2 separate regions of the Homo sapiens genome follow, and region 1 is linked to region 2. Evidence: chromatin loops called from intact Hi-C (ENCODE). Cell type or tissue: Caco-2. All regions are shown on one strand. Links, peaks and the distances in the headings refer to the core of each region. The heading gives the core; the rest is flanking DNA. Region 1 overlaps THRB (thyroid hormone receptor beta). Region 2 holds the start of THRB (thyroid hormone receptor beta).

The links. Hi-C counts contacts between places; a loop is a spot of excess contacts. Peaks named below come from ENCODE experiments on the same cell type or tissue, not always from the same donor. Only the 100,000 strongest peaks of a DNase experiment are listed, where the experiment ranks them.
Region 1: a loop joins it to region 2, with 2.7 times the contacts of the local background. A loop is called at or near these places in 2 of 110 quality-filtered maps.

What each region holds. Positions count from the first base shown.
Region 1 is chr3:24,388,609-24,398,161 of GRCh38, forward strand. The region is part of intron 1 of THRB (thyroid hormone receptor beta); the gene reads right to left. Among named protein-coding and RNA genes, the nearest start is that of THRB-AS1, 100 kb to the right of the region's middle. RefSeq lists an enhancer at 7,601-8,166. In Caco-2, for the core only: no CTCF peak of the experiment used is centred there; no DNase peak of the experiment used is centred there.
Region 2 is chr3:24,491,747-24,501,299 of GRCh38, forward strand. THRB (thyroid hormone receptor beta) reads right to left here and starts at 3,104. Exons shown (of 11, transcript NM_001354712.2): 1 at 2,906-3,104. It overlaps THRB-AS1 (THRB antisense RNA 1), which reads left to right and starts at 2,341. Exons shown (of 2, transcript NR_046244.1): 1 at 2,341-2,745; 2 at 7,786-8,265. RefSeq lists a silencer at 4,882-5,087. In Caco-2, for the core only: CTCF peaks have their summits at 3,476 and 5,020 (motif pointing left); DNase peaks (open chromatin) are centred at 3,085, 3,495, 3,865, 5,005 and 1 weaker place; H3K4me3 peaks cover 3,653 bases.

The DNA of each region.
Region 1 (9,553 bases), core at 853-8,852, 100 kb before region 2:
GCTCATGGCACTGAACAGCTGTAGTTGAGGGATAGTGTTCCATCTTGATGGCTCTCACTGGCTACACTGTGTGACAGTCCCTACTGGCACCCTTCATTTATTTCCTTACCTGCCCAACCCTGAGGGCATTTGAGCTGATGGTTCATGACTGATGCCAGGATTCCCATCCCTAACCTCAAGGCAGGCTACTTCCTTGATTAGCCTACTGCTTCCCTCAACAATTTATATCTCTCATCTGACTTTTCCCACAAAATGTACTCTCTGTGGGCTGGTTCTGTGTAGTAGTAATCTTGGTAGCTCTACCCTAGCAGATGCTCTAGGTTGGTGGACATAGCAGCTGTTCTAATCATGCTTGCTAAGTGAATAAAATTTTAATAGAAAACTCCCATCTCTACTTTGTGATAACTGAGTAGTATCTATTCTTCTGCAATATTCTGAAGGAGACTGTGTGACTATTTGGATGTTTGAAGATGTTTTCCTGACGCACAGAAAGAAGCTGATCTCTCCTTCGCAGAAAGCATAGCCAGCAGTGTGTTTTCAAGGTGTAGGGATGAATACAGATTTTTGGAGTGGTTGAAACCCCAGGGGTAGTAAGTAGCTCATATCATAGAATTCCTTTACTGACTGAAGTCCCCAAGAGCAAATCCCTGGAGAACTTAGCAATGCAGAGCAGGTCTTGGCTGTGCTGCCGGTGTGTAGGTAAATGGCTTAAGTAATTGCTGTCCTTGGGCAGTCAGTCAAAACGCAAGAGTTGAGACTATAAAAGGGCAAGTGCTCCCACAGAGTAAAAATTATAAACTATTGTTAGACAGAATAATATGTGACTGCTGACATTTCACCTTTTATTATTATAGCAACGCTTTAAGAAAGAAATGTAGTTAAGGTTGTCAGAATTTCATTTTAACCCCCTCCTTCAAGGCTGTTAAAAATTCACTCATGCTGAAACTTGCCTTTCAGGTTCTCAGCGAGATTTGTGCTTTGTTTTTAATCTGTTGTTCTCTAATGGAATGCAAAATGTAATTTGGGGGAAAGGGTTTTTCCAAGGATCTTTCTACAAACTGCTTCCTATCTCAATTCCCCCCCTTTTTTTTTGTCTGCCCCATTCTCTGCCAAAAGGTTAGCTGTAACAACAAAAACAACCCAAAAGATACACTCAACTGACAGAGGATTAAAGGCTTTTGGCAGTGCTTATAAAAATAGCTTCAGCAATAAGCAATACTCAACAAGCAGGAATCTGTTCAGTGGCAGTCACTAAAGGCAACCACAGTCTTGAAGTGCCATAAATGTCCACAAGAGATGCAGTTGAATCAACAGGTATTTGTGGAGCACTCACTGAATAAAAGGTAGCCAATGACAGTATAAAAATGTCTTCGTAGGTGTGACAGAGGGGACAATCTGCTAGGAAGGAGGAACCAGAGATGTCTCAAGGCTATATTTGTATAGCAAACCCACTGCTTTAGACCATGTGCTCTTGGTACTCAAAGCTCCCCATACCCCTACCCATAAGCCATCTCCCACTGATGACAACATGCCAGAGGAAGGGGGAAAAAGGCAATGATTCATTGATCAGCTACTAGGTGCTAGGCAGAATGCTAGGCACTTTATAATTATAAGGTACTGTGAAGATATAAAGAGGCATGAGCCCTCTCCCAATCCCCACTCTCCAGCTGAAACACACTTTAGGTATATTCACCGGAGCATAAGTGGTTTTCGAACACTCCTATGCTTGCTTTGCTTATCTTAAACTAAAGCAGCTGTCCAGCTAGACTTACTATGTTGATCAGCACATGACATATCAGCATATATAATATTTACTTTTGTAGACATCCCGCCAGCTCTTTGATAAATGTGTTAGGTCTTGCATGTGCCATCATTCCCATTATAGTAATCCCACAACTTGGGAAAATGCTATAATTAGCCTTTTATTATTATAAGCATTTCTGTAACACTTTCCATTTAAAGATGGCTTAACAACCAACTCTACTCTGTATGTCTCACAAGGAATCAGATAAGTCAACACTTGGTAGCTTTGCTTTATGGCCTTGAATCCTCAGGTTCAAGGTTCAAAGAAATCAAGAGTTATTGTAGTCAGCTCAGACTTAAGACCAACACAGCTGTTTTCTTTTTAGCCAGCCTCTCAGCCTGATGCCCAGCTGCTTCCCAATCTTTACTTTGTAAAAAAAAAAAAAATATATATATATATATAATATTATTTTTAAATTCTTGGAATTAAAAACTCATAGGTAGAATATTGGCCCCAATTCTCCATTTTTAGTATGAATAACTCACATCTTGGGCTTTTGCCAGGTATTGCTGGGATGATTTTGGCAGATCTAAGGCAGCCCTGCAGACAATTTCCCTCAGCTGGTGAAAAAGCAAAGCTGAATCTTTTCAGGGTCCATTTCTCCCAGCCTGCATCACAGGCAGAGTGCAGGTGCACTGTGCAGTCTGGCAGAAGGAGCAGTGGTGCCCTTGGGACAGGTGAGCAGGGGAAGCAGGTTGGTCTTGGGAAACTTCTTTGGAGAGCAATATGGCTGCTCAGGGATGTGCATCATGGCCACAAGAAGGTAAGACCCAGGTGGTTCTGGTTTCTCAGTATGGAACATTTAGCCACTGTTTTAGAACATGGGTGGTAAAATATGGTCAAAAGCATAAAAGAATAATTATAATTCAGCTACAGAAAAGGTCTTGTGGAGAGTTGTCTCTTTCTCCTTAGAGTCACCTTGTTTTATCTACCAGTCTTGAATCATGCTGTCATCCCACATTTGTGGCAATGAAAACGTTTACTCTCCTACATCATCATCTCATAATCTTTATGATACTTGCTATTAAATCTGGAGACAGTTATTCCTTGTTAAACTTAGTTTTGAAACTAGAATCTTCATGGCTCCATAGTATATGTGTAATGATTGTTCAAAATATTTTATTTTTAAACAATGGTAAATGTTGCTAATAATATTTCTGCCAGTACCAAGAAAGACACTTATCTCAGTTTAGAATATACGTATAAACAGGGCATTCATTTCCATTTAAATTCCAAACCTAATTAATTTCTATTATTCTGTTTACTCCTCTTTAAGCTTATTGGGTCAGCTGGTCCGTCCTCCATTTTCAAAATCGAATACTTCCTCTGTCCTCTCCTTTTCCCCCAAATACAACTGCCCCATCATTGTCATCATCATCACCATTATTGCTTGAGCACTTTCCATGTGCCAGAAACTGTCCTCAGAATTCTACATGTACTAACTGACTTACTCTTCGTAGCGGTAATGGGAATTATTATGGTTCACATCTTAGAGATGTGGATCCTGGCACACAGAGAGGCTACATAATTCGCACAGGGCAGCCATGCTGAAATTGGCATGCTCACAATCTGGCTCCAAAGCAACGCTACTTTCTTCTGTGTTCTACTGCCCTCATGGTGGCGACCCCGCTGAGAATTTTGCCATTTCCAAAGCACTTTTATGTGCATCTTTTTATTGAATCTTACAACTACACATAAGGTTTTGTTTAAACTGGAAACCACCATTATATTACTTCCAAGTCTGGGGAAAATATTTAACATTTTATTATGGTTTAATTTACTGAGGGTTTGGCTATTTTTTTCCCAGATGAAAATTCTAGGTTTTATCGAGAATTCTGTTTTTCTATTGATGTTGATACATATTTTTGGGGTATATGTGATATTTTGATACCTGTAGACAATGTGTAATAATCAAGTTGGGGTAATTGAGATATCCATCACCTCAAAGGTTTATATTTTCTTTGTGATGGGTACATTACAACTCTTCTACCTATTTAAAAATATACAATAAGCTATTGTTAACTATAATTTCCCTGCTATTCTATCAAACACTAGGACTTATTCCTTCTATATAACTGTATTTTTGCACCCCTTAACCAACTTAAGTAAAACTATGGACTTCACCTAAAAAATTTAAAGTTATATTCAACTGTAAGTCATCCTCAAATTACTCTTCATGGATTCTTTTCTCCCATGATAAAGCCAAGTCCTACACTTCTCAAGGGGATGTGTTGACCTCAGCAGAAACGGGGAGTGTATTTAAATGTCTTAGGCTATAACTGACTGCATTTCAAAATCAAGTATTTTAGTCTTTACATAGTTATAGTTATATGAGTAACATTTGTACTTATATGTTTAGATTTATATATACCAGGCCAAATTCCTGAAAGGATTTTCATAGATTTAGAACATATACTGCTTGGAATTTATATGTACCTCTATTCTCCTCTTTTGATATGGGGAATAAGTACTTTATTCTACTTTTTATTATCTCTATTTATACCCAGAAAGTTTTTTAAAAGGACATATATAATAATGTGACCTAATAAAAATAAATGCTATTGAATTAATTTCCCTTTTTCATGCTTACTTGTTTGTAGTTTTCAAATGTGTTGTTCCCAATTTTTGACACATCATCAAGCAGACTTCTGAGTTTTTTTCTGTGGAAAACAACTGGACTTAGTTCCATACAAATACAAATAACACAGATGTCACTAATTGAATCTATACATTGTCCTTGGAAGGAAGTCCTTCCCTGCCTTGCTTGTTATTTTACATCATAATCTGCAGAACATTTCAGGGAGGCCCATGAAAGAGAAGATCAGTTATTTTTATATCATGGCAATGGAAGTCCTTAAGACGACTGAATACCCACTATCACTCAAAGAACCATGCCAGATCCCATCACTCCTTGCAGTAACTTCTGCTGAACAGAGTTTTACACACTCGTCTTGCTCAAAGCCTTTTTCCAGTCACATAAATACTCCTGCTGAACAATTAACCTTTCACAGAAAAGTAGCTGAGGGGAGTTTGGGCTTAGGTTCAGCTTCTTGGCCCATAAATATCTGCATAAACAAGTTCTAGGGGCACCTGGGAGAGGTCAGGGCACAGACCAAGGTCACAATACATTCCATTGCTTAACCTAACCAAATGACATAGACCAAGAAAGCGTTTCCAAAAACAGGCAGCTACATTTCATCCTTGCATATTCACAGTAAAGAAAATAAATACCTGCTGTTTTAAACAGCTGGGTACTTCACTGAAATGCTGACGTATCAGCAAAGTCATGGACAGTAGCAATGTTTTACTTAAGGTGGCAGGAAGACCCCAAAAGGTGAGGTCCTATCCTCTGCCAAAGAATGAAGACTTTACAACCACTTAAGGAACAGAATAATGTAGGAGATGGATCTGATGTGTCCAGTGGTAAATCCAATGTCCATTTTTGCTAATGGCCTTTTAAAATCTTTGAATTCAAGACTGAAAAAATGAGGTTTGAAACTGGGGGTCCACCATATCTCCTTTGGTATTGAAAGGGAGGGAGGAATAAAATATATTGAGCTCCCAACTTGGTCCAGGAATTTTACATTTGTTTTTCTCAGTTAATCCCACAATGATCTTCAATAGATATTTTTATTTCTATATCATAGAAAGGGAAGATAAGGCTCAAAGAAGTTAAACAATTCACTGAAAATAATCGAGGTTGTGTGGTGGGGCCAGGATTTGAACTCAGATCTATAAAATTCTGTGCCTATTTTCCTTGCTTGTTTCTTGAGGTAAAAGAGTATTTGCCCAGAGCCTTTATGGGATGTGAGAGAAGTTTCAACATAGTCTCTTAGAGTATATATTAATGTGCCCCTCTTAAGCCAGGAGTGCAGAAGGACATTAGAGAAGTACAGAGGCCATTTGTGAAAGACAAATCTACCTGAGTGAGAGCCAGTACTTTTAGAGCTAAAGAGAGGAAAGAACTTGACTTATTCCTTGACTTGGGCTCTCCATCTGGTGGCCTGGCTGATGAGGGTTTCCCTACTTCCTGGGGAACTGTTTCTAATCCTACCTGCCACCTCCCTACAGCAGCACAGAACATTGGGTATGGATCATACATCTCTACTTTGGACTTTTTGGAGGGATGCTTCGTCTGCTTTTAAGCAGTTTCAGAGAAGAAAATGTCATAACCTTCCTAGAAGTAACTTCTGACTCAAAAATTTCAGGAAGGGTCTTTCCTCACTCAAACAGGCAGGAGCAGAAAGCAATGAAACATCATCAAATAGCACCACAGCATTCAGCAAGGCACTTCCTGACTCACAGGTCACACACTGTAGTTTAAATGTATTTGTGTGGATTCGTGCAATAAAGGAAGAACAATTCCTTTGAAAACCTTTAATGCCTGATATCACGCTTCACTTAATTCCTAAGTGTCCCCCTGCAAGCAGAGAAACCTCAGCTTACTAAATAGAGACTATGTAAATGTGTTTGTTGGTAGCTCCAAGTGTGTGTTTAGACTTTATACCAGTGTATAGACACTCTGGCAGAGAGCAGAAGGAAGCTGGAACTCTCTGGAAATTTATTATTGGCATAGATGCCTCATGAGCCATGCCCCATGAAGTTTGTCACATTGATGAGGAGGCTATTTTAAAAACTCACTCTAGAATATCCACATGCAGAAGAATGAAGCTGGAACCCTTCCTCATGTCATATGGAAAAATTAACTCAAAATGGATTATAAACCTAAATGTAAGGGCTAAAACTATAAAACTCCTAGAAGAAAATACAGGAGAAAAATTTCATGACCTTGGGTTATGCAAAGCTTTTTTTAGATATGACACCAGAAGCACAAGCAACAAAGAAAATATAAAATTTGACTTCTTCAAAATTAAAACTTTTGTGCTTCAGTGAAGGCCTTCAAGAAAGTGAAAAGACAACCCACAGAAGAGAAGAATATATTTGAAAATCATATATCTTATAAGAAATCTGTATCTAAAATACGTAAAGGACTATTATAACTCAATAATGATAAAACGAATAATCCAATTGGAAAATAGGCAAAGGATCTAAATTAGAAGTTTCTCCAAAGATGATAAACAAGTGGGCAAAAAGCACATAAAAAGACGTTCAACTTGATTTGCAGTACACGCAAATCAAAACTACAGCGATATACCATTTCACACCCACTAGAATGGCTATCATCAAAACAAGATAAAAACAAGTGTTGGCAAGGATGTAGAGAAATTGGAACCCTTATATGCTGGTGAAGGGAATGCAAATGGCGCAACCACTTTGGAAAACAGTCTGGCAGTTTCTCCAATAGTTAAACATAAAGCTACCATATGATCCAGCAATTATACTCCTAGATATATATCCAAGATAAATGAAAATGTATGCCCACAAAAAAACTTGTACATGAATGTTTATAGCAGTATTATTCATAATAGCCAAAAAGTTAGAGCAACTCAAATATCCACCAACTGGTGAATGGGTAAACAAAATGTAGAATTATATGGTTCCGTTTATATGGAATATCCAGAATGGGCAACTGTATACAGACAGAAAGTAGATAAGTAGTTGCCTAGAGGTAGAGTGGGAGAAATGGGGACTGACTGCTAGTGGATTTCTTTTTGAGGTGATGAAAATGTAAAATTGATTGTGGTGATGGTGACACAATTCTGTGAATACACTAAAAACCATTGAATGTACACTTTTAATGAGTGAATAGTATGGTATGTGAATTGTATCTCCACAAGGCATATATATATATATAGGCATATATATATTTTTTCTATATATACACACACCCACATACCTCACTATAGACCTTAGTTCTCAGCTACGGCTGCCCCTTAAAATCATCTGGGGCATTTCTCAAATCCCAATGCCTGGGCCATACCCTAGACCAGTTATATCAGAATCTCTGTGGGTAGAACCCAGACATTTTTTCTTTGTGCAGGTGATTACAACGTTTGGCCAACGGTGAAAACACTGAGTTCCTTTCAAGGGGTAAAATGCCACAGTATTCACTTCACTCTGTGGGTGTTTCTGCCTAGTGTTTCAATAGATGACATCTTTGAAGTGAGGTGTTGCCTCCAACTCTTGCCAGTTTTCACTGTGATGCTAATTGTCACCTGCAGGGCCACTCTATAGTAGAGACCAACACTTGTGAGAAGACACTGCACCTCCTTTCCTGGAAAGAAACTATGCACCACTGGGTGAGCGCTCTAAACTAGGGCCTCCGATTTCCTCTGTTTTCACAAGTAACCTGTGTGTTTAGGCTTCCATGGCTCTTTCTTTGAAATCTTTGTAAAGCAGTGTTCAAAAAGGTGTTTTGAAATAAAATGCACAGAACCAAAGCATTTATCTAATTACTTGAGGAGTTTCACTTTGGTTCTTTTCGTTTAAAATCCCAAAGTTTCACAACTATAAATTTAATGCTGGGAAAATGCAATGCATTGGATACAACGAAAGTGGAAGCTGTGTCTAGTGCTTTCCTGGCTATCAATACCAGATATAAAAATGTTGAATGACCAACTGCATTCTTTTAAAAAATTTACCAGTTCTTTTTTTGCTATTCTTAAGCACAATTGGAAATTCAAATACCAGTTTATGTGACTTAAGAAATGAAAACAGTATGCTCCCCAGTCTAAAAGTCAGGACCCAGGGAAACAATTAGAACTCAGCATAGATATTATCATTTAAATTCAGTTTAGTGACATAAAAAGACAAAATATTTTAAAACATTCAGATGTTGTTAATATAATAAAAAGTCAGCTCTGATGAATTTTTAAACAAGTGGAATAAAACATTATGAACTGAGGGCAAAAAGAGCATCTTGGAAGATTACAAACACTGGGTTTGCAAGAGAAAAATTTTGAAGATTAGTTTGAAATAGACACCCCAGAGGGGCCCATCAAAACAAATTATTGCCATTGATGTGATATGTAACTTGGCCATATAGTTGCTTAGAGATTTGCTCCAAGTTTCTGAAACCAGACTCATAACATAAAACTCCATCATCCATCAGCACATACCTAAAAAACGTTTTTTCCGTCTTTTGCTCTTTCATCCTTTAGCACACAATATTGTGTAAGCCAAGAAGCCATATGTTCCTTGCAGTCACAGAGTAATTTTTATTAGCATTAACATAGACAATCAAGCTGGCCCCTGCATGAATGCACATCTTAGCACCTTTAGCAAGTCTTTTTTTTTTTTTTTTCTGAGATAGAGTGTCACACTGTCGCCCAGGCTGGAGTGCAGTGGTGCTATCTGCCTCCTGGGTTCAAGCGATTCTCCTGCCTCAGCCTCCCAAGTAGTTGAGATTACAGGCACCTGCCACCACACCTGGCTAATTTTTTTGTATTTTTAGTAGAGACGGGGTTTCACTATGTTGGTCAGGCTGGTTTCAAACTCCTGACCTTGTGATCCACCCACCTCGGCCTTCTCAAAGAGGGAAGTGGAGCTCATCTGGTCAGAACAAACCAGCTGCTGAGGGAAACAGCCCACATAACACATAGAGAGAAATCCCTCTACTGGTGGCGTCAGACCGAAGAATTCTCTCTAGTTGTCAAGCTATTGTAATTGTAGCCTCTGCAAGAAAGTAAAAATATACAACAAAACAATAATTCAAAGCCAAAAGTATCTTCTATCTTATACTATAACTGCTTATGTATCAATGGACATAATGATGTTGAATAGACAGACTGAAAATACTTGGTAAATACCAGTAATTAACTCTCATTTTTTAAAAAAATGGATTGAGGT
Region 2 (9,553 bases), core at 847-8,846:
CCAGTGAAGTCTAGTCCCTGGAATTTCACTCTTAGCACTGGCAATGCTTCTGGAACTCATAAAGATTCTGCTGAAATTCAGGGAGTTGAAGGTCAATGTCTTCCAGGGATCAAGGTAACATGTCAGAAAAATTCTGCTGCTGAGGATTTCCATGTATTCAAGGCAAATGCCCTTAGGAGGAACTCGCAGAAATAGCTCTTTGCATTGTCACTACACAGAATGGAAGACCAGCTTTTATTTCGAAAAGAAAGAGAGAGAGAGAAAAATAAAGAGTGAACCATATAAGCATGGAATGTGTGCAACACACACATACACATGCACACACAGAATAGATCTTGGCATGCCCAACTGGCACCCACTTAGGATGTGTAGTCAGGTATTTTTGAGAACATAATATTTGGACACAATCATTAATTTATTCACCAAAGAGTTATCCAGCACCTACTGTGTGCCAAGTATTGTTCTAGATGCTGGAAAATAAGAGTGAGTGAGGCAGTCAAGAGTCCTGTGCTCATGGATTCGATATTCTAGGCAAGGATACAGGCGATCAACAAGCATCAATTGAAATGAACAATTCAGATTGCAAATACAATAAAGGAAAGAAAAAGAAGAACAAAACAAACAAACAAAGAGAAAAACCAGTGTGATGGGTCTGAAAAGGAATGAGGGACCGCCTTTGCTCAAGTGGTCAGGGAAGGGCTTTCTAAGAAGGTGACACGTAATCTTACACTAGAATGAGAAGACCAGGGCGAAGAAACCAATCACCTTTACTCTGATTTCCATCAAAAAGATGGGCTTACTAAAAAAAGAAACATGCAATACCATTTGTGGCTCCACACAACTCATGCTTTAAACAACTGCAAAAACCCCAGGAGAGGAAAGGAATCCACAGCTTTCTCTGCTTTTAAGGCGATTTTAAGAAATCACCTTTCCCAAAGATAATGGATTAAAAAGTTGTCTTAATTCATCTCTAATTATGGCAGAATTTACTACAAAGAAACTGAAAGGAGATACATGGAATATTCATTCCTCTACATAATGTCAGTTGCTTTATGTAACAATATTCCAATGTCAATAAAAGTATACCTTTGCATTGTAATGCCAACAGGAATTATTTCACTTTAAAAAACCAGTTCTGTAGCTATACTCAGTATTATTTATTTTTCACTGGCTATAAAATAAAGCCAAACTGTATTTACTAGCAGATGGTCTCACTTCCAATATATAATAAACCTCTGAGATCAGGTAAAAATAGATTCTGTTAGTATTTCTTTAACATGCTCAAATTATAAATGATCGTTCACCAATGTCTTTGTATAAAACACTCCAAACAAATCACTTGGTACTGGATTTCTGTTTGACTCAATTAAAACACTTAGCCACCTGGCATGAAAACATCCTAAAAACATCAACTGCTTAAAATACTTTGCACTGAAACACGTTTTTCATTGTTTCCTAGCCTCTGACTGATTTCGGAATTAGAAAGAATTAAGCAGAAGTGAATTGGGGAGCAGGTCAGTCACTGAATATTCAGAATGAATCATGAACACGTTAAAATGCAATTTTTATTTCTTTGCAGTGCATTGCATGCTATACATTCTTACAATTTAAATAAGCATACTAAACTAAAGCCAAATAATGTGAAGATTGCCCAACAGGTCTACATTACCTAATACATTTATCATTATATAAACTGCTGTGCTTGATATTAATACACTGTGCAAGGAATGCTTAATTTCTTGAACTTCCACACAGGTCTTTAAAACTGAATCTCACTAGTACCCAAGACCAATAATGTGCTGAGGAAGAAGGTATTTCAAATATATTTACTGATTACACAGTGTTTGAATCTTCAAAAATTCTAAATTTATGTGGACAAAGGAGAATGGAGAATCTGAACTTGGCTGTTCATGCAAACTCTTTCCTTTCTTTGACTCACTTTATGAATTGTTATGTTTCTAGATCCTTCTTTTAAAATTTTCCATTTGGGGAAACTTGTACATTTAAAAAAAATTCATCTCATTTTCTCCCTCCCCCTCCTTAAAATAAATAAGAAGGCTTAAGAATTAACACTAATAATAATCCCACAATGGTCATTGGGAAATCCTCCCCCAAAGTGACAACTGCCGCTAAGAAGGGCAAAATCCACTAAGAATGAAAATTCCCCCAAATGAGTCCTTCTCCGAGGGGGTGGAGGTCACACAGTTGGCACAATTGGTATCACAACCAACTCGAGGAGACCCAGAGGAAGATGCTGCGCCAAGAGAAGCAAAGCGAAGGAGCGCGACCCAGGAGGCTAGCGAAATCCCCGCCAAGCCCCCAGGAGGCGGAGAGAAGCCCAGTCGCCAGGCACCGGCCACGGCGCACGCCAACATCCAGGATAATTCTCCTTTCCAAGCCCGGGAGTTCCGGGGCAGGCGAAAAAGGGGGGATGGGAGACCCACAGTCCCTTTAACCCTCCCCCCTGGCCTGCCAACCTTTTCCGAACCCCCATGTCACACAACTTCCTCATCATGGAAACTTCCACTGGGTTCGGCGCTGAGGATGCCAAACTCCATTTCACAAGGAACATGTCAACAGCTGGGCTTGGGGTTTGAGGAACAGAGCCGCTGCGATTGGAACAGAGCCCGGCCACCCTGTTCCACCACTGTCCACTCCGTAGCTCCCAGCCTGCCGCCGCGCGGTGCCCGAACACGAGAGGGCACCTCCTCCCAGATCCGGGGCGCAGAAGCCCCGCGGAGGCAGGTAATCAGGCTGATGACACCCCCACCACCCACGCTCACCCGCCTGCCCGCCCGCGCGCGCTCGGCTTAGCCGCCCGCACCCCTCCGGGTTCTTGCGACGCTCCGTCACCATCCCGCCCACCCTGTGGACAGTTGGAACTGTCGCCCCCTCCTCCTCTCACCCCGCTGCCTCCGCGCGGTCCTCTAGCCAAATTACCAGTGCCCTGGAGCCGGTTGGGTTGAGCGCCCCTGCCCGGGGAAGGTAGCCTGCGGGCTCTTGCCCCGAGCCCGCGGAGCAGGAGGTCTCTTTTCCAAGCGCACTCACATTATTCATGCAAAGTTAATCCCCGCCGCGTCACGGCCGCCCGCCCGAGGATGTGCGCCTTCCTTGGCCAAGCCCCGCAGTCTCCACCCTCCTCCGCCCCCTCCTCCCGGCGGCGGGGTCCCGGGGAGCGCCGGCGACTGGGCGTCGCGCGAGTCCTGCAAAATGTCAACTCCTTGGGCGAAGAGAGGCGGCCGCAGCCAGGGCCGCGCCGCACCTCCCCGGTCTCTCCACTTTTATAGGCGTAGGAAGCTACTGCGGCTGGGGCACCAGAGTCCCCGCCTCTCCGGGTCCCCCGCGTGCCCGGCCCGCCCCGGCCCGCTTCCCGGGCGCTGTCTTACTCCGGGCCCGGGGCGCCTGCTCCGCGCCGCGTCTGCGAACCGGTGACCTGGTTTCCCCTCCAGCCCTCACGGCTGTCCGACTTGCGCGGCGGTGGCGGCGGCGGCCAAGAGCAGGCAAACCCGGCTCCGCCAGGGGCGCAGCGAGGAAATGGCCTCCTGGCGCACACCCCGCCGCCGCCGCCAGCCATCGCCACCGCCCCGGGCTGCCCAGCCGGTACAGACGCCCCCTGCCAGGCTCCGGGCCAGCGCTCCGACGCGCTCACAGCGCCCGGCTTGCCGACCCCGACCCCGACCCCGAGTCCTACGCACTCGAGGTCCCCGGGCCGGCCGCCTCCGCACCTGCCTCCCCAGGTGTGGGCGCTCCCCCTCCTCCTAATCCCGGCCGTGCCCTCCCAGGGTTGGTGACGGTGCTGTGGGTTTGGTGGCCGCGCGTCCACCCACCCGATTGCCTGCGCGCATAGGTGCGGGTTTGGGCGTCATTACTCTAGTTGGAGAAGAGGAAAGAATGGGGAACGAGTGACACCGGGACCGGAGGGCGAGTCTTCCAGGAGCACGTCTCGGCCTTCTTTGCCCGGCCCGACCGGCCCGACCCGTGCCGCAGCGCTCCTCCCTCCGCTCCTAAACCACTTGTGGCGCGTGTCGGGAATACAGGGCGCTCTGGCTCTTCTTGGGGCCTCCGCTGGTCCGACCATCTGGCAGCTCTCTTAACCACCACGGCCACCCCACGAATGGAAGTTTGGGACGTGCCTGGGTTGCCCTTAAGGAGGACACCCCCGCCCCCACCGCCATTATGCATATCGTGGGAGAGGCGCGTACAGGGCTGAGACACTCCTCAGGTCCCAGAACGGCCGCCCTATTAATTTGTCTTTGCCCTGGAAATGTATAGATAAAACCAGGAAGACAAAAATAATGTATACTCTTCAAGAGATCTTTCCCGGGCAAATATAGGTCTCTCAAATGCCCCCGACCTTAAGTCCTGGAGACCAGGAAGAGACTTGCTTTCTGAGCTAGAAGGATACTTGGGAAATACCGAGTCCTCACTCAGCTAAAAGGTAGTCAATAAGGAACTATAGTTGCAACAAAACTACTTTGACAACAGAGTACAATTAATTTCTTATAGACAGTATTAAAATAATTCCGACATCATAATTTAATATTCACATCTATTCGTGTAACACGCAGTATAATAGAGTTATGACGATATGGATCCTCAGCTGCCTGACAATGTATAGGTTATTTATTGGAAGGTTCTCTAGATTTCCAGCCAGTGACATGTATGTTTTATTCTCGCTTCTTCTGAGCGTCCCAGGGAAAGGGGTGAGAGGCCCCCCACCCCTGCTGACAGCATTAACAACCACCCCGCTGGATAAGCAGGGTTTCACTGATGCACTTTTAAGAAAGTTGCAGGCCCCAGAGACCCCATTTCCCTTTGGTCCTCGGTGAGAAGTCCGTGCTTTCTTCTCTACTCTTAATAAGTCTGCACCATAGGACTTGCAGGCTTCTGTAGTTGGAGAGCTGTTCTCCTTTGCAGGGAAGTTCCTGGGCTTTGCTCCAAAGCTGCCCCGGAATGTTTTGGTTGGTTTGGAGAAAAGCTGTGGCGTCTACACCACTTGTTCCAAGCAGGCGGCCCCCTGGTGGCTAACGGGGGGTGAGAAAGCTGGCCACTGAGGAAGAAGTCTGGCGCAGGTAGGCCCCAACAGTTGACAACCTAGTCTTCGGGTCTTCTTCACAGCGTGTGAACAGCTTAGTATTACCGCGGGGGGGCGGGAGGGGGTTGGGGGGTGGTGAGGTGAAGCAAATCTTCCTTCAACACGGTGGATCATGGGCTTCTCGGCCTACTGGAACTTTTAATTTTTTTCTCTTCCTGAGTATAACTTGGAGCTAAATTATTTAAGAAGGAGACATACAGAGGACAAAATGAAATGTAACAAAAACTGTTGCTTCTCTTTGTTCAAGGGCTTTGTCTTTCTGATCTCATTTTGCCCAGAAAATTCAGAAATGAGCCAATTAAAGCATGAAATAAATAAAGGGCGTGGCATTATTCAAACAATCCATGAGACTGTGGTAGTAACAATGTTCTACAACAATGGGGGAGGGCAGTTTTACTGCAATGTTAATGATAACGTGAACTACTAGGGTTCCATTTTGAACAGGACCTCTGAGGGCTGTCCTACAGGCTGCATGATGATGGTAAAGAAGGGTTACCAAGAGATCATGTCATTTATTTTTCTGGTTTTACACAAGGTAGGACAATGGAGGAGAATGTCATGATGACTTGATTGAAGGAAGAACATTTATTCAAACTTTAGATTATGTGGTCATGTGTTCCAGCTGACTTGAGAGGGCACACCAAGGCTGTTTCCAGGACCCATTCCCATATTTCACCATAGACATCCTCATTACCAGGATCTATACCTTTAAGCTGATGACTCAGTTCAAGAAAGCAATTCATTCATATATTTATTTATTTAGCAACTACTGGTGTAAGAAAATGAATGAAACAGAACCTCATAGGGCTCGGATTGGGCAGAAGTGAGTGAGGCCAGTGATACAAGTGCAGGGTCTGAGCCTGCCTTTATTTAAAATTTTGATGTATTGTTCATCATGAATAATTGTTGCATTAATTTTGATTTTTAAAATAGTGCATTAAAATATTTCTCCTGATTTACTGAGGCTTTTTTTTTTTTCTTTTTTGGCATCCCCTTAAATTTCACACCAGGGATGAGTGCCTCACTTGCCTAAACCTAGTCCCTGCCCTGCTATGCCCTCAGTGTTACCAGAGTCTTTTCAGAGAAGCAAAGTTCAAGTTAGAATGTCCTAGATGTCAAAGATAATTAATATATAGTGAAGGATTTGGGGTCAGGGAGTTAGAGACGTGGGCGTGAGGGGAGGGAAAAATCAGGGAAGATTTCATGGAAAATGGTGGCACTTGAACCAATCCATCAAAGATGGACCACATTTTGCCAGGGAGTATTGGGACTGGAACCCCTGGTATTGTTTTGCTTATTCAGCTACTTCTCAAGCTGGCTGTGCAGCCACCTGACCTAGCCCTGGAGATTCTGCTTCTGTCTGTTCATTGTTAGTTCTTGGAACTTATTTTTTCTATGAGGGCTCCAGTGATTCTGGTCCATAGCAGCTGGGTAAGAACTCCAACCCTTCAGGAAAGACAGCTTCTTGGGGAAGATGACAGGGTCAAAATTATCTAATTCAAGTACACTCTAATTCACAGCACAAAACTAACTTTTTTATTTCATATCTTGATATATGCCCGTTTTTACCAACACTCTGCCTTTGGCTTACTTTTGAATAAAGGAGACCAGAAAGGAAAAGGAACTATAGGTTGCCTTATCTTTCTCTTTCCTTCTATGTCATCATTTTCAAACTAAGTGGTTACAGAGAAGTATTAACATAAGAAAAGACAGAGAAAGTTTCCTTGGTTGTTACCTTCTTTTTGCATTCAAATCAGGCTTTGGTTGGAATGGAAAGCGTGGCAAACCCCATTTTGGGGTTGTCAGTGTCCTCACTTAGTCATTGATGTGACATGCTTACCTCATACTCAATTTGAGTTTTGCAGAACTCCCACACATTGTGTGCCCACAGGGATTCTGTGCTTATGGGGCAACAAGAATGCTATGTGTGAGTGGAACAAGTAAAGAATGGCAGCAGCTATGCATGTTATCTGTATTTCCTCTGTTCATGCACATGCTCCATTGTCCCATCAGCCTTCATTTACAAAACAAAAGTTCAAAGATAAAATTATTAGGAATTTCATTACGGTGACAACAGAGCATTAAATGAAGTGCCAGGCCTCAAGCACCAAGCCCTTCCCAGCATGGGTTGTATGCAGCTGTCCAGATCACATGCCCATGAAGCTGGCCATGGGGAAAAAACTTGATCCTTTATTGTGGTAGAAGCATAGGGCATGTTGGAGATGCAGTAGACATGCTGGCATGGCTGGTTATAGCAAGGAGTACATAACATAGCTAACATGTATTAGACATGTATTATGTTTTACGTACTGTCCTAAATATTTCATACATCTTTTAAAGTTTGCCAGAGGACCCTGTGAAACAGTATTATTATGTACTTCATTTTCCAGATGTTAAAAATTAGGAAGATCAAATAATCTGCTCAAGCTCAGGCCTGGGTACTGGGTGACAGAGGGTATACTCTTAACCAGCTCATCATGCTACCTGCATGCAACACAAGGAGTTATTGGATAGGCACATGAGGCTGGAAAAGGTGAGCATGTTCTGGCAGTCATGAGACATCTCTCTAGCCCTTCATTTAAGGAACTACTGTGCACCGGGACGATCAGAAGAGCCCTAAAGAAAACATGTTATGTCATTGGCTAGAAAACTCCCTAATCACATTCTCTTACCTTGTTTTCCAACTACAGGTAGAAGATTCTGAGGCCCTGGGCGGGAACTAGTAAGCCACAATCTGGAAGAGTCTTTTACCACCATGTGGAGGAGAACTAGAGCACTCATGTTGAACTATTACCGAGAAAAGTAATCAACTTCTTTTGTGTTAAGTCACTGAAAGGCAAGTGTTGATTTGTTGCAGTAATTGGTGCTCCCTTAACACACCTGTCAGCCGGGCCAAACTCTATCACAGCATAAATAATCTTTTCCTTAAATAAATACAGGTAAAAGAATAAAGTAGACCTAAATGCATTAATATGAATATAGGCTCAAAGCAAAATGTTGGGCTATAAATGTTCAGAGTGATAATTTTTTAAGTTGATGTGTAATTTAGTACAGTAAAATAGATAAAACCTAAATGTTCAGTTCAATGAATTTTTACATGTTCATGCCCCTGTATAATCACCTCCCAGAACAACATAGAAAATACTTCATATAAATGGAATCATACAGTGTGTTTTCTCTTGTGTCTGGTTTCTTTCACTCAATGTTTTTGAGGTGAATCCACATTATTGTGTGGATTAGAAAGTTGTTCTCTTAAAATTTCTGTTTGACATTACGTTATATGAATATGCCACAATTTGTTTATTCATTCTCCAATTGATGGACATTTGGGTTGTTTCCAATTTGGGACTATGACAAATGAAGCAGCTATGAACATTCTTGAACAATTATTTTTGTGGTACACGCACTCATATCTCCTGGGCATATGCATAGGAGTGAAATTGATGGTCATATATTTATCTGAGTTATTCTATTAAAGCTCAAAATGATCAATATTCAAAACTACCGTTGCCTTATGTAGCAATTACAAGCTCTGCCTGCAGCTGCAAATCATTTTTATGAACTAAGCTACATATTAAAGCCTATGTAAAAATGAAGATGCTGATAAATTAAAGTATATCAAGAAAAAGGTGAATGGCTGAAAGGAAGGTAAGAATACCAAAACATTTCCAGATTAAATCTTACTTTTCAGCTGTTTGAAAGATAGGTTTAAGACATGCTGAGTAATTGCTAATTGGACTGTAATAACCTATGTTCACTGTGAGTGCACAGAAGTACAGTATATTGTTAAATTCTTTGTCAATCACAAAAGAAATCTAGTGGTTCAAGACACATCTTCCCAAAACATGCCAATTCAGTGTCCTTCCTTTTTGAGTTATGCTTATATGCATCAAAAATGGAAATGTAATTGTTAAATATTTGGGGAAAATATCCTTTTTTAAAGGAAGGGAATGAGGTAAATCTTACTCATTTTCATGGAATAAACTTTAATATATCTAGATATAACAACACATATAATAAAATGCTATGATTATGGGCTATTTTCAGATCCTTAAAATCCCTGAATGAGTCATATCTGAAGTGACAGTCATAACTTCAGATTTGCTTGCCTTTGTCAGTTATTTTAAATGAAATTCTCAATTTGAGGGCAAGATGGGTCTTAGTGACACCTCCTATTTTCATATATTATAGCTCTCTTTCACAAATAAACTTGCCTTATCCTGTTTACAAAGTATTGCGTAAAATGCTAGTCATAGCTCCTACAAACACAACTGTAGAACATATTTTGAACTTCTATAAATGATACATTTGAGGCAAACAAATCTACAGCTAGTACAAGAAAGGATTGAGTTTTCATTATGCAGATTTAGAACAAAACCCTGCAATGTAGTTCATGCCAGATAATGAATAACAATAATTTGAGTTCCAGGTTTGCGTCCTTTCTAATCATGTGATTTG